Regions from separate parts of the Homo sapiens genome. Here regions 1, 3 and 4 are each linked to region 2. The links are chromatin contacts, found by Hi-C or POLR2A ChIA-PET in ENCODE. All regions are on one chromosome and are shown on one strand. The core of a region is the stretch at or near the end of the contact, and the rest is flanking DNA. Distances in the headings are between cores, read along the strand shown.

Evidence for each region. Hi-C counts contacts between places; a loop is a spot of excess contacts on that map. ChIA-PET counts read pairs that join two places held with the same protein, here RNA polymerase II (POLR2A). Pooled maps may share reads with other maps.
Region 1: a loop to region 2 is called in a map of naive thymus-derived CD4-positive, alpha-beta T cell, with 9 times the contacts of the local background. The contact joins the promoter of COX20 here to the promoter of OPN3 in region 2. A Hi-C loop is called at or near these places in 3 of 168 maps with a recorded cell type or tissue (CD4-positive, alpha-beta memory T cell and naive thymus-derived CD4-positive, alpha-beta T cell), 1 of 37 single-sample maps with no recorded cell type and 14 of 50 pooled maps. POLR2A ChIA-PET finds 5 or more read pairs at or near these places in 1 of 52 experiments (GM10248).
Region 3: a loop to region 2 is called in a map of CD4-positive, alpha-beta T cell, with 9 times the contacts of the local background. The contact joins the promoter of DESI2 here to the promoter of OPN3 in region 2. A Hi-C loop is called at or near these places in 6 of 168 maps with a recorded cell type or tissue (CD4-positive, alpha-beta T cell, CD4-positive, alpha-beta memory T cell, CD8-positive, alpha-beta T cell and 2 more), 2 of 37 single-sample maps with no recorded cell type and 17 of 50 pooled maps.
Region 4: a loop to region 2 is called in a map of naive thymus-derived CD4-positive, alpha-beta T cell, with 26 times the contacts of the local background. The contact joins the promoter of EFCAB2-AS1 here to the promoter of OPN3 in region 2. A Hi-C loop is called at or near these places in 1 of 168 maps with a recorded cell type or tissue (naive thymus-derived CD4-positive, alpha-beta T cell) and 10 of 50 pooled maps. POLR2A ChIA-PET finds 5 or more read pairs at or near these places in 1 of 52 experiments (T-cell).

The regions. Positions count from the first base shown.
Region 1 is chr1:244,834,139-244,837,603 of GRCh38, reverse strand. It overlaps COX20 (cytochrome c oxidase assembly factor COX20), which reads right to left and starts at 1,946. Exons shown (of 4, transcript NM_198076.6): 1 at 1,848-1,946. The coding sequence starts at 1,889. RefSeq lists silencers at 1,593-1,882, 1,923-1,972, 2,213-2,552 and enhancers at 2,053-2,172, 2,713-2,772, 3,276-3,465.
Region 2 is chr1:241,639,101-241,642,565 of GRCh38, reverse strand. It overlaps OPN3 (opsin 3), which reads left to right and starts at 2,197. Exons shown (of 4, transcript NM_014322.3): 1 at 2,197-2,684. The coding sequence starts at 2,312. It overlaps CHML (CHM like Rab escort protein), which reads left to right and starts at 2,197. Exons shown (of 2, transcript NM_001381853.1): 1 at 2,197-2,684. RefSeq lists silencers at 1,868-2,447, 2,778-2,827 and enhancers at 1,930-2,499, 2,500-3,070.
Region 3 is chr1:244,650,851-244,654,435 of GRCh38, reverse strand. It overlaps DESI2 (desumoylating isopeptidase 2), which reads right to left and starts at 1,310. Exons shown (of 5, transcript NM_016076.5): 1 at 1,081-1,310. The coding sequence starts at 1,122. RefSeq lists a silencer at 797-1,566 and enhancers at 1,647-1,806, 2,066-2,639.
Region 4 is chr1:244,968,865-244,972,146 of GRCh38, reverse strand. EFCAB2-AS1 (EFCAB2 antisense RNA 1) reads left to right here and starts at 1,278. Exons shown (of 2, transcript NR_111907.1): 1 at 1,278-1,335; 2 at 2,168-3,282. It overlaps DRC8 (dynein regulatory complex subunit 8), which reads right to left and starts at 2,465. Exons shown (of 8, transcript NM_032328.4): 1 at 2,104-2,465; 2 at 1,704-1,818. The coding sequence starts at 1,728. LOC124900416 reads left to right here and starts at 1,577. Exons shown (of 4, transcript XM_054328428.1): 1 at 1,577-1,821; 2 at 1,823-1,892; 3 at 1,895-3,282. The coding sequence starts at 1,610. The coding sequence ends at 2,161. RefSeq lists an enhancer at 803-1,172 and silencers at 1,343-1,432, 1,443-1,802, 1,813-1,992, 2,263-2,402.

The DNA.
Region 1 (3,465 bases), core at 697-3,196, 3.2 Mb before region 2:
AATGGGTGAATTAAGAATTTACCTGAATGTGAATTTACCTGTATGTACCAAATTTCACATTTTAAAGTTTCTTAAAGGACAAGAATGTGGCAGAGGACAGTTTTTAGGGGCTAGTTCTATCAAGGTATGCCAGCTTGGTAACTCCCATTTTTACTTTAGGTTTGCTAATTCTTATAATAAAATAATCCTCCCTGGGTTGTGCTGGAATGATCACTGACAAATTCTTTTAAAAAAAATAACCGCAGGCTTCCTTTCTGACAGCACCTTGGGCTGTTAATTCATCATAGCTTCTATTAATTTAATTAGCTTTTTGATGGGCTCTGATAGGTACTACTGTTTCATGAGCAATTTTTGTTTTTTTGGCCTCCCACCTCTGACTGTGCTCGGTTTGAGGCTTATAACTATCTTCATTTCAACAACTACAGTATTGTTTTGCTACTTACTGATGGGCCAGTTAAATAGGTCAATGTTGATCCTCTTTTAAGTTTTTTTTTTTTAATTTCCAATGGATTAAACCACCTTTATGACCTTTAAAAACAGCAGTTATCTCCTACCAAAAGTCCCATTCAGGATTCCAGTGTTTATCACAAAACTGAATCTAGGATTTACTGTGTGTATGCAAAGATCTTTTTTTTTTTTTAAACACTAAGCTTATTCCAGATGGGCAGTGTATGGGACAGTAAAAACAGATAAGGCACCAGTAGTACGTAAACTGACAACCTGTTGGATATTAAGTATGAAAACAATTTATACAATATTTGTTAATATTAACCATATGATCTGATGTCATGGCCAAATTTGGATGGAAGCCCACCAGAGAAGCAAGCAAGAGCAAGAAGTGAGCAGAATTTCCAAGCTGGGAGAATATCTTAAGTATATATTAGGAGCCATTTAGCACACAGTGGGTCTTCTATAAATATTTGCTCGTGATTAGCCAATGTTACGATCTCCCTAGTTTATATTAAACTTTTTTCCTCTTGCATTATTCTTTTCTGAATACCTGTTCTGCCCTGAGGATATAAATTAGGTTCCCTGCTCTTAATAAGGAGCCCAGGAAAAGAGGAAAACAAGATCATTTATTACCTTCCAATATGATAAATGTAACGACGTACAAGATGCCTGGGAAGATGGGGAAAGTACGTAAGTCAGCTTTGGTGAAACACAGGAGCCCTTCCAGGGAGAGCGCTTGGTTTAGCTTTACTATACCAAGAATTTGGGTTTTATCCTTAAAGAGATAGGATGGGCTGCTACGACTGGATGTTAGGCAGAGGAATGAAAACTGTCCAGTTTACAGGCTGGAAAGGGCCAGCGGACAATAGTGGAAGGTGGATTCAGGAGAGTATGGAGACAGGGACACCAGCTAGGGAGGCTACTGGTGATGGGGAAGAAATCTTAACCCTTCATCTCATCGTAGTACAATCAAGTCATCCCTCAGCAATTACTCCTATGTTAAATGTGATGAATACAACGTGTTAAAGACAAGGCACCTGTCCTCAACGGAGCTTTAATCTCTACTATTAGCCTTTACTAACAAATTACAGTGCAGTGCCCTTAGCAGCAAAATTTTCTCGCCAAAGATTCAGTATTGTTAGCTTATTTCATAATGACCTGTAGTAAGTCATTAGTACTACTGGTCCCCTCCTCCCCCTAGTTTTGGTCAATTTTGTCCCGGCCACTTAGATTAAAATGTTGGAGGCTTGGGATAAGGACTAGGAACAGTTAAAATAGTTTCAAGCCCATGGGTGGCAGAGAAGCCAGTGACACGTGCTCCGGGCCTAGGAGCTCCGCGGAGAACGTCCTTACCCACCGCCCACCCGCGGCGCGCGCCCCGCCGACCCCCAGGTTACCTTCCTCTCCTCGGGCTCACCGGGCTCCGGCGGGGCGGCCATGAGGACTACTCCGCGACTCCACCCGCCCTGCACCGCCGGGGTCGCGGAAGCAGAAGCCCGGCTGGCCGCGCCCCTCCCCGTCCCGCCCCCACGCGCCGCCGCCTCCCGCCCTGTTCCGACGCGCCGGCCGCCATTTTAGGGAATGTTCCTAACGCTCCGCAGTGGCCGCACGGGGCCGGGCTGTCATGTCCTTTGTTCCGTCGAACGGGTCACACTTTCTTCCAAGCTCGGCACACAGCCTGCAGGGGCGGGAGAGCGGAAGGAGATGGGTTCGGAAAACAAACCGACTCCTAGATTCCTGGCGAGGTGGGGGCGTAACCGAGCCAGACAGCCCCGCTTCCCGCGCCAGCCCCCTGCTCCGCCCCAACCGCCATTTCTAACCGTCTCCGGCGCGCGTGCTCACACGCACGAGCCTCGGGCGCGCGCCGAGGGGCGGGGCCGCTGCTTTGTCCTGCGGGGTGGGCCCCACCGCGGGGGTCGGCCCGGCCCCAGCCCCCAGCCCGCCCCAGCCCACCGACCCGGAAGGCGCTCCGCGCTGGCTCGGCGGCCCTCGTCCCCTAAGTGTCCTTTGTCCTTCCGGCCACGGGACGAGCCCTTGGTGCCGGGGCAGCCCCACTCTGCACCAGCAGCCATTTAGTCCCCCGCGCCTGCCTTGCGCAAACGGGGCTCCCACGCCCACCCCACTTCCTCCCTTTTATAGTTTCATTACTAAGTGGCTTTAACATAGAACCGCGCAGTTCGCCTAAAGGAGACTGGGGACAAAATGGAGGGAGCAGCTCGCTAATGAACATGCGTCAGCACGTTGGTGTCCGCGGAGAGGGCGCGCGTGTGGCGAAGTCTTCCGGCGTCCCCGAAGGAAAAATGCCTCTGCAACGTGCATTTTTGATGTGAAGTCGTGTTCCACGTTTCACTCCTCCCTAAGACTGCGACATAACGTGAAACAAAATACTGCATATTGTCGAGCTCAATGGAGAACGCGTGCATGCAGGGTCGAGCCCATTTTTCAGCCATCAAAATAATACAATGCAATTTTTTCTAGTATTTATAATTTTTCCCCTTTAACTTTATGCCTCCTTTATGTACTTCTACATTTCACGTTTAGGTTATATGTAACCTAAGGGCACTCCTTAGGAAACTGGACTTGTAGAATATGTCATTGTGCAAAGTCATGCTGCTTCGAATTATGCTGCGCGCTGGCACACAGCAAGCGCTCAGTGTTAACGATGTCGAATTCATATTAAGTACTGTTCATTGGGCGTTTTCTTACTCCGTAAGGACCTTACTTGCATGCCCATTTGATACCTTTCTACAATCCCAGTAAAATACACAGTTAAGGTTGTGTATTTATGTGTCACATTTTTTTTTTTGAGGTTTTTTTTTGCGGGGGCGGGGGGGGTTTTTTTGTTTTTGTTTTTGAAATTGTAGTTAGAAACTACATACTGTGCCGGGCGCGGAGGCTCACGCCTGTAATCCCAACACTTTGGGGGCTGAGGCGGGCGGATCACGAGGTCAGGAGTTCGGGACCAGCCTGGTCAACTTGGTGAAACCTCGCCTCTACTAAAAATACAAAAATTAG
Region 2 (3,465 bases), core at 948-3,447:
AAATCCAAACAGCATCAGCCTAATGGCTAAGGTCAGCATGACCATACACCACAAATGACATCTCCGACCAGAAACATTCCAACCCTAAGATAAACCCCTCCCTGACCAGAGACATGCGAGCCCCGAGATAACCTCCCCTCCGACAGAGACATTCCAACTTGGCAATAAACTTCTTCTCCAAACAGAAACATTCCACGCCTGTGATAAGCTCTCTCACTCTAAAATCCTTAAATACTCTTAGTCTGTAAGAGAGTGCTCCTGACCGAAATCGGCCAGAAGCCCCTCTTAGGTTTATTCTTCCAAATAACACTGTCTGACTGTTGAGCTGCTATTAGTGTTTCTTTCCTCTTTCTTTAACTCTTACAAACTCCTTGCCCCATCTCCCATAGCTCCTGGCTCAACCTCCTGAGTAGCTGGGACCACAGACATGTACCATCTTGCCTGGCTAATTTTCTATTTTTTGAAGAGTTAGGGGGCAGTTCTCACTTTGTTGCCCAGGCTGGTCTTGAACTCCTGGGCTTAAGAAATCCTACTGCCTCGGCCTCCCAAAGTGCTGGGGTTACAGGAATGAGCCACCACGCCTGACCCCTATTTCTTCATGGCATTTGTCAGTGGCTGACACCCTACGTATTTATCTAATTTTTGTTTGTTCTCCCAACACGACTGGAATGTGAGCTTTATAAGGGCAATGACTCAGCAATGAAGAATGAATAGGAAAAAATATAGCGAGTTCTTTATTCATTCATTCAAATTACTATTTATTGAGAACTTACTGTAGACTAGACACAGAAAACACTTTCGACATTAAACATATAGAACTTGTTAAATAGTTATGTTTTGTTCAGTGGTTGTACAAATCTAAAATTAACAATTAAAAGTGTGTGTGTGTTTTTTAAGGGGTGGGTGGGTAGGAAGTCTCACAGATGGCGAGTCCAGAGCAGAAGCCTTGAAGGAAAATCAAGGTGTCAAAGGCAGAGCACACTGCCCCTTAGCTATTGCTCAGTGCACCAGGGTGGAGAGCTGCTGCCAGCCTATTAGATCCTCTCTCCAGGGAATTCAGAATGTGGATTGATCCAAGCTAGTCATTCCCTACTGATCTTTCAAACAGAGGTGAGGCACGCCCGTATGGAGAGCAGTTTCTTTAGCTTGCACAAACCCTGTGTTCGTCACCAGTGTCCAGGACAGGCTGCAGGTGTGGCTGGGGACTGTGATCTTCTTGTAGGGCCTCCTTAGGGATTGTGCAACCACAAAGGCAGAAGCAGCTCTTGCAGAGTGTGATGACGTTCACAACCTATATTTGACTTGTACTATATTCTCATCACTACAGGAGAAGAGGCCCAATGGGAAATGTGTGCTGTTCTAAATATAGCACCTGCCTCCTATACCTGCTAGATTTAGGTTGAATCTTTCACTGCCTGTGAAGGACTTTAGCAGGCCTCAGTGACCGGAAAGATCTACCCACGCTTTCAAGCACAGGAAGGACGGTATTGGAAGGCCTTGGGGTCCAGCCCAGGGCTTAAAGTCAGTTCCATTGGAATGCCATTTTCAGAGAGTTTTCATCCCAGACTCTCCAAGGGTGGCAGGCTCTTGTATCAGCCCTGGGACATGTGTCCTCTAGCAGTCAGGTAGTTAGGCAGGCACCTGTCTATCAATTTGTTGTTTTTCTTCTCAGTTTTCCGGTAAGACTACCCCGAGCTCTTCAATGTTTTCTTTGCTTTTGTTTACATTGAGTGTATGACGCGGGATGGGCTTCGTAGGCTGGTTGTGGGTTATTACAGCTTCCCAGGAAGGGGAGAAACCCAATTCTTGCCAGCACGTGGTGGGCGCAGGCGCTCATAAATACTTAGGAATAAATGAATGTATAAGTGAGTGCATGAATGGGTGAGTGGACACGAAGCTTTCAAGGTGGGTGCAGGGAGGTGGGGGTGTGAAGAGCCATCGAGGCTACCCTGCGGCCCTGGCCCCCAGGCTATCCCGCGACGCGCGTCCACGCCGACCAGCGGAAGGTGCCCAGCCAGTGGGGGCGGGGCGAGCTAGCCGCGAGGACGCGCCCGCGGGGGGGCGGGGCTAAGAGGACGCGCCGGGAGCAGCGGAGCGACGAGGACAGGCCGCGGGGAGGGGCGGGGCCACGGGGGGTGCGCCGGGCGGAAGGGGCGGGAAGAGGGCGGGCCCGGCGCGCGGTAGCGCGGGCCCCTCAGTGCACAATGGCTAGAGCAGGCGGCGGAGCCCCAACCCCACCCAGTGCGGAGCGCGCCGCGAGCCCCGCCGCAAGCTGAGCGCCTCCGCCCGCCAGGCGCGCCGGCGCCGGGCCATGTACTCGGGGAACCGCAGCGGCGGCCACGGCTACTGGGACGGCGGCGGGGCCGCGGGCGCTGAGGGGCCGGCGCCGGCGGGGACACTGAGCCCCGCGCCCCTCTTCAGCCCCGGCACCTACGAGCGCCTGGCGCTGCTGCTGGGCTCCATTGGGCTGCTGGGCGTCGGCAACAACCTGCTGGTGCTCGTCCTCTACTACAAGTTCCAGCGGCTCCGCACTCCCACTCACCTCCTCCTGGTCAACATCAGCCTCAGCGACCTGCTGGTGTCCCTCTTCGGGGTCACCTTTACCTTCGTGTCCTGCCTGAGGAACGGCTGGGTGTGGGACACCGTGGGCTGCGTGTGGGACGGGTTTAGCGGCAGCCTCTTCGGTGAGTTGGACTGGGAGAAGGCAGCCTCCCCTCTGCAAACTTCCACTCCCCACCCCGCTGCCCGCTCCGTGCGTCCGCCCCCCAGCCCGCCCCGCACCGCTTCCCGCTCGGCCCCGCGCCCCCCGCCCTACACCGCCCCGCTCCCCGCTCGCCTCCTCAACGCTGCCCGACCCCAGCCGCATGGCGGGTGCCTTCCTCTTCCTCCGTCCCCTCCCGCCCCACGCTGTCCAGGACTCCATTCCTGTGGTCTCTCATCTGCCCCCCACGTTGACCCCAAACCCCGGCCCGCCTCCTTTCTTATTTGTTTTTACCTCCTAAGATCACTCAACAAGGCACGAAACCACGGCTTTTTACACTTTGAGGAAAGAGACGAGGGCCTGTAGAGTCAAGAGATTCAAGAAAAAAAGTGATTAACTCGTGAAAGTTGGAGGGAGTGATGAGATTAGATTCATGTACTACTATTTGTTTCCTAAAATGAGAGTAGAAAACCAAAATAACAATGTGTAAAAAAAAATTCTCATTAGTACTTGTAAACCTTTGAATGCTTTCTAGGGAATGAGACAGTTTCATTCAGGTCCTCAGAATGCAAATTGGCATGTGCCCTGTAAGCTGTTTTTACTATTTTCCGTCTTATAGATGGGTTCCAGCACACCAGAATCTTGGGTGAGATTACAAATGGCTCAGCCAATACCATCTCAGGTGAACAAATACTGTAATTAGCTCTGCAATCGGTAGATTTCATTAAAGTAGAACTTCATTGTTGAAGATGTATTTCGACAGT
Region 3 (3,585 bases), core at 61-2,560, 3.0 Mb before region 2:
AAACTTATAAATAATACAAGGGAATACAAAGTTTAGAACTGTATAAGACTCTTGGCCTGTAGTATTTCTGCTCTCCTGCATCTTTAAGCCAACAAAAATAACGACGGGCAATTTTTCATTTGTCAGTCAACTTACAAGGAATTTTAAGCACTGCAGTCAGAGGTACTAATCCAGTCTACAGAACAAAAACCCATTCTACAGAACAAAGCAAGCAAACACACCCAAACATGCATCTAACTGCAACGACAATTCTCTACCGGGTGCTTTTTTCTGGGGGCATTTCACTGCAAAAATCAGGCAAACCAGTTCTTGGACTCGATTCTGCGTGCTTGCCATACTCCAAAGTTAGATGATACAATAAACAACTTCTTCCCTTCCCTCTCCCGTGGTCACGTCACCTGTTGCATCACCTGGAAAGTGGTCTTCAGAGTGTAGGAAAGGAGCACCACCAGGATCTCTAAATAATTCAGCTGGGCTATTTTCTTGAGAAATGTTAGCCTCATTCATATTTTAACGAGGTTGCCTTTAACACACAAGGAAAGGGTGTGTTGGCTCCTGTTCACCTTTGAAGAGATTCTAGCACAGGCACCCGAAAGCTGTGACCTTCTGGACTTAGAGGGGCTTGGGAGTTTCTGAAGACGTAGCCATGGAGAGAGACGGACAGTTCGGCAGAAGCAGAGGAGCTGGGAGCGCAGGCGGTCGGGACGGGGGTCCCGGGGCAGCCCCGGGGGCCGGCAAGTGGGGTTGGAAACGCAACGGAAGCTTTGCCGAAAGGACACTGCACGTCGGCCAAGGGGTCGGGCCCAGAGCCGGGGTCGGGTCCAAGCTGAGCGGATGGGAGAGGTTCAAGCCCACCCGAGCTTTGGCCAAAACCCTCGGGCTGACTGGGTTCACCGGAGCGTCGACGAGTGCGAGGATTAAAAAATAACAATACTCCCTCCTTCACCCCCGGCTTCCCCCGAGAACTAGGCTGGAGGCGGAGACGCCAGGCAGGAAGCGCCTGGGGCCGGGGTCCGAGCCCCACGGGCGAGAGGAAGCCGGCCTGGGCCAGGGCTCGGGGCCGCCAGGGGCCGCACTCACCATGTCGTACACGTTGAGCACCACTAACTGGTTAGCCCCCATCCTCCTCCCCGCGGCCGCCGCCTCGTCCTCAAGCCGCTCCGTCTCCGCGGGGCCGGAGGCCGCTCTCACCCCCGCGGGCGCTTCAGGGGGCCTGAGCCGGGCACTAAGCGTACAGCCCGGCCCGCGGCAGCCGGGGCGGAAGCATCGGGCAGCCGAGCCGCTCCCGGGCGCCGCCGACAGGAGCGTCTGTGCGGACGGGGCCGGACCGTTGGCGGCCCGCTCCGGATGAGGCACCTCCCCTAGGCGGCAGACACGTGGGGAAAGGCGGGGCTTGAGCAAGGGGCGGGCGCCAGGCGCCCCGGGGGCGGGGCCGGCCCGGCGCCAGGACTGAGCCCGCCTGCGCTCTGGTTCTCGGCCGGCGCACCTCGGGACCTAAAATGGCGGCAACTCCGGCGCCTCCGCGTCCTGGAGGAACGGGGACCCAGGAAGACTACAGTTCCCAGCATGCAGTGAGGATTCCCCCTTGCTACTATAAGTGCAGAGGCGGAGTCTCAACAGCCCTTCGACTACAACTCCCTGCATGCCGCGGGGGCCCCGGTCCTACCAGACCAGGCCTCCCCGGGAGACTACAACTCCCAGCATGCAGTGCTTTAGAGCTGCGGCAGATCCCTTGCCGCCCGCGGGCGGTGAAATCTCCTACCTTCATTCACCCTCTCATCTCAGGTGCTGCTGCTGTTAGTAGTTCATGTTGCGTTGAGCTCGATGAAGCCAGCGAAATGTGGCAAAAGACCAGAGTGATGACCCTAAGTTTTCCAAATGCTTCCTCACCTTTTATTTGGCAAGGGGAGTGGTGGGGAAATAGAGGAAGACGAGTTACTGGTGTGGGATGAGGTGTAACGTGCATCCAATTAATCCTCAATGTGGAATTTACATTTTGTGAAACTATCCTGCTGAGATGGGAAGGGTACAGTAACCGTAGCTTAGCACAATCCTGGGACGTAGTATGCAGCTCTGCATTAATTCAACAAATGTTTGTTATGTGCTTCCTATGTGCCAGGCAGTGTTGTAGGCCCTCGGGAATGCCGTGATAAACAGGAACAGGGACATACAAAATATCACTGGTATGTGCTTTGCAGAAAATTTAAGTAAGGTGAAGTCATTCTTAAATTGGCTGCACGGGGAAGATCGCTGTAATGAGTTTTAAGCTGAAATGTGAATGACAAAGCCAGCCCCGCAGATATGAGGGGGAGGAGTATTTCAGTCAAAGGGAACAAATGCAAAGATCTGAAGCATGAAGGAGTTTTCTGTATTCAAGGAAACAAAAGATCACTCTTGCTGGGACACAGTAGGCAAGGAGTCGACGGTACTAGATGAGCTGGGCAGGTAGGCAGAGGCCAGATCCCGGAAGGATTTTAAAATTCATAACAGGGGTTGTATTTTAAACGAAGCCATAAGTTTGGACCAGGGAGTGAAATGAGTGTGCGTGTGTTTAAAAATGATTACTTGGGTTGCTGTGTGGAAAATGGATTTCAGAGAGGCAAAGGAGGTGGAAATAGGGAGATGAGTGTGGCAGATTGTGAAAATAGCCACAAATTATTTCCAGTCTCCCAAATTATACTCTTTGGTGGTGTCTACCCCCACTGACTGCACTGGACTGTGACTTGCTGTGGACGTGGGACATTAACATCGTGCAAGCAGAGGCTTAAAAAACACTTGTGAGTTGGGGCTTGCCCTCTTGCTGAACTTGGGAGTCCTGTGACCACCATTTTAGGAATGAGTGTGGGCTAGCCTGATGGATGATGAGGGACACGTGGTCAAGTCACGGCCCACATCCAGCTGACAACCAACCAACTGCGAACATGTGAAGCTCTCCCGGACTATCCTTCCCTGGCCACAACCACATGGATCGGACGAACTGACCAGCCAACCCACAGAATGTGAGAAATAATGTTTTAAGTCACAAAGTTTTGGGGGTGGTTATGTGGCAAAAGTTAATCAAGTCCACCAATTGGATGCTGTTCCAGAAGTGCATGCCAGCAAGTGGCTTCGTTGTGGCTGATAGTGGTGGAGACCGAAATAATTAGAGTTTAAATATTTTGGAGTAAAGTCTGTGGAACTTGCTAATGGGTTAGATGTTGAGTTGGTTAGGGAGAGAGGATTCGAGAATAACTTCTAGATTTTTGACTTGGGGAACTGAGTGGATAGTCCTGGCACTTCTAAGATGTGAAACATTTTGGGGAGGAGCAGGCTGGGGGTAGGGAAATCAAGAGCTATGGTTTGGTCATGCTAAGTTTGAGATGCCTTTTAGACATCCATGACTGCCAAGTAGTAGACATTTGAATAAACTGGAGTCATGGCCATTTATAGACTTGGGGCTTGGTTGGATGACCTAGGAATATGTGTAGCTAAAAAGAAGTGGGCCAAGAACAAAGCTCTAGGACCCTTCACCATGTAGAGGTCAAGTAAAGTATGAAGAGGAAGCACGGAGGCAGGAGGAAAATCAGAAAGAACATGATAACATTG
Region 4 (3,282 bases), core at 29-2,528, 3.3 Mb before region 2:
AAAAAAATTGTTCAAAAGCTGAAAAATCAGGAAAGCTCTCAGTTTTTAAAAAACGAGAAATACTGTATTTGTACCATACTCCAGTGCGTTTTTTCTCATGCTGACCTAACCAAGTCTTTTTTAAGAAAATAAATATCCATAATTACCTTGCTAGTTTATCTCCTAATGGCTTTTTTTTTTTTTTTTTTGGTAAAGAACAAAAATAAGCCATCCATTTTTCTGGGAAAGTTTTAAAATTATCCTTTTCTTTGTATGTAAGGGCATCTTCGTAAAGCTAATACCTACAAAATAATCCTGGCTTCTCAGATTAATATTACATAAAAATCACGGTATCCTTGTTATCAATAGAGAGATCGTTGGCAGTTTCATGTGTTTCTTCGCCGATTTTCTGTGATCACCGGAACAAGTGACTAAATATCTCAGGGTTCGTTTCTTCCCTTGTAAATATTAGCTGTTAACCTGACCACACTTGGTTCTATGCTGAGAAAAATGGTTTGAGAGGGTGTTTTGAGCACTCCAGAAAGAAAACAAAGGACGAATATTATTTTCACTTCCTACTTGTTTACCTTTACTGTTTCATGGCTTTTTGGATATTTTTGGGTGACTGCCAACTATCAAACACAATTATTTTTTAGTACCTAAGGGCATGGTAACAAAGGATCGGGTTTTAATCATACCATGAACTGAAAACAACATGAACGGTCTTGCAAATAAACGTAATCACTTTTTGGCTTCTCCGCACAGACAACACATCGATGCCTCCGAACTGGCGACCTTAAGCCTCGAAGCGCAGTCCCGCCTCTGCAGGCGGCCACCGCGCGGGGCTGGGTGGTCCCCTGGGAGAGGCCCGGCCGGCGCACAGCGGTTCCAAGATCTCAACCAGGTTTTGGTTTTTCGTCGTTATTAAAATTGCTGTTTGGGTGTGTGTCTTTTTTTTTTTTTAAGACAAGACACTAGGCCAATTGCGCGGCGCTAGCCGGCGGCGGGGCAGGCATTTCGGAGGACCGGGAAGCTCGGAGGCAGCGGCTGTGACCTCCAGACCGTCCTCCTGCGTCCTCATTAAGGAGGCAAAATGGTGGCCGCGAACGCCATCAGGCTGCGCCAGCGCGGGGTTTCGGCGCAAACAGAGGATCCCGTCAGATTCAGGCGGCCAGAACTCCTCCTCACCCAGGCCACCCCCCGGGGCCCACAGCCTGGACAGCTACGGGCGTGGCGCCTGCGGCACCGAGACCCCAGGCGAGAGTGTGGAGGCGGCGGCGGCTTCCCCGCGACCGTGAACAACGACGCCATTATCAGCACCCCCTGCCGGCGCCTCCGGCGCAGCCCGCGCAGGATGCAAGGCCCGGCCTCCGAGGGAGGGGGAAGGAGGACGGGGCGGGAGGAGGGGAAGAGGGTGAAGAGGGCGGGAGGAGAAAGAAGAAGGCGGGAGGAGGGGAGAGAGAAGAGGGAGGGAAGAGGGGAGAGAGGCGGGGCGGGGCGGGGGAGAGAGGCGGGGCGGGGCGGGGCGGAGCGGCGGGCCGGGCGGGCTACGGGGACGGGGGCAGGGCGACTGCTGCTGCCGGGTGGCCCCCTCCTCAGGCCGCCCTTTCCCTGCGGGTGGGAACTCCAGATGGACGAGGGCCCACCCCACCCGGCGCTTCCCCGTGCAGCCCGGGGTCGCGGCGGGCGGCGAGGGCAGCGGCTCCCCGGCTCCCCTACCTTACCTTCCCTGTCCTTCTCGTCCGCCATCTTGCTGCGGAGCCGGTCGCCTGGGAGATGCCTAACGATAACCTCGGCCGCGGTGTCCCGGCCTGCTCAGCGCCCCGCGGCGAGCCTGGCCTGGAGGAGGGGCCGCTCTGAATCCCGGGGGAGGAAGACCCTTGGGCGGGGCGGGGCGGGGAGGAGGCTCCGAGCGCGCGCCCTGTCCCCGTTTCGCGCCACGACCCTCGCGCTGGGGGAAGACCAGAGGCCCCGTCTGCCACCCGGCCCCCGGCCTTGTCCCTCCAGACCCGAGGCCGGAGCCGGACTTGTCCCGGGCCTAGCATGTTGCTTCATCACACGGTCCCCAACCCCTCCTTTCCCTTATTTCTCATCCATTTGGGGACAGCACGCGCGCGCACACACCCCTCGCCCCCTCCTGTCCTGTTTGTGCGACGTGGCGTTGCTCGATTTTTGTTGTTAACTGCAGATTTTGAAAAGCGCCGGAGAGCTAGGTGAAGAGCTGGGCTCCCAAGGGGGTGATAGAACCAGCCCGCGGCCCGGCCTCCTCCTCCCGCTTCCCATTCGCAGCCCGCCTCCCGCCGGGAAGCGGCCCGGCTGCTGCAGAACGGCCGCGCCTGCCCTCCCGGTTTCTCCCGTCCAGTCTTCACCGTCCTTTCCCAGAGAAAGCGACAGCACAGCCTATGACAACCGAAGCTAAAACGGAAAAACTGGGCCGGGCGCAAGAGGAAACCAGAGCCATTCGACTATTGCTAGAGGAGAGGAATAGCTGCAGGAAAACATGCGCAAAATAGCACAAACATTGCGTCGTCAAGGCTGCAATGTCTAATACAAAATAGAAGGTTCTCATAGCAACAAAAACGTGCCCATGTTGTGCTCAGTATTACATGCGTTAAAATGTTCTTAGTTGTGAAATTTGACATGACCGCTAGTTAAAGTTACAATGGAAGTTTTAAATCCCGCTTTCCGAAAACTTTGCAGCTATAGCATGAAGTTAAATTTTTGTCTTATTTTCTGGATAAGTTTACTATACTGGAACATAGTAAAGCTCTTTTTATAAAGAGCTTTGAATAAAATACCTAATGATGTGGTTGAAACGAACACCTATTTTCAAAACTAATCTTAAGTGGTATTTCAGTGCATATGTTATGTAAAAGCAATTTATAAACTAAATTTTAAGAGCCTTCAAAATACAAGGTACTCGTATTTAATGACTTAACAGTTTTAATGCTTTTATTGTTTCTATAATCTCTCAGGAAATCCTAAAACTGACTATATTTTTCTTTATTAAAATAACTTTTTCTGTAGAAGATACCCATTTGGCGCTGTGATCAGCATTCTACTTGAAATTGAATATAAACAACTGAATCATTACAAAATGGCTCATGTTAGAAGATACTTAAAACGAATACAATCTTGTACAGTAAATGTTTAACACCCCAAAATAACGAAAAGTAATTATTAGCATTCATTTATATCTAAATCTCAGTCAATATGATCTAAATATTTGTGTTTAAAGACTCCCCCTTTCCATATAGATAATGAAGGGCTTTGAAATAAGTGTAGGAAACCCTAAGTTTGGTC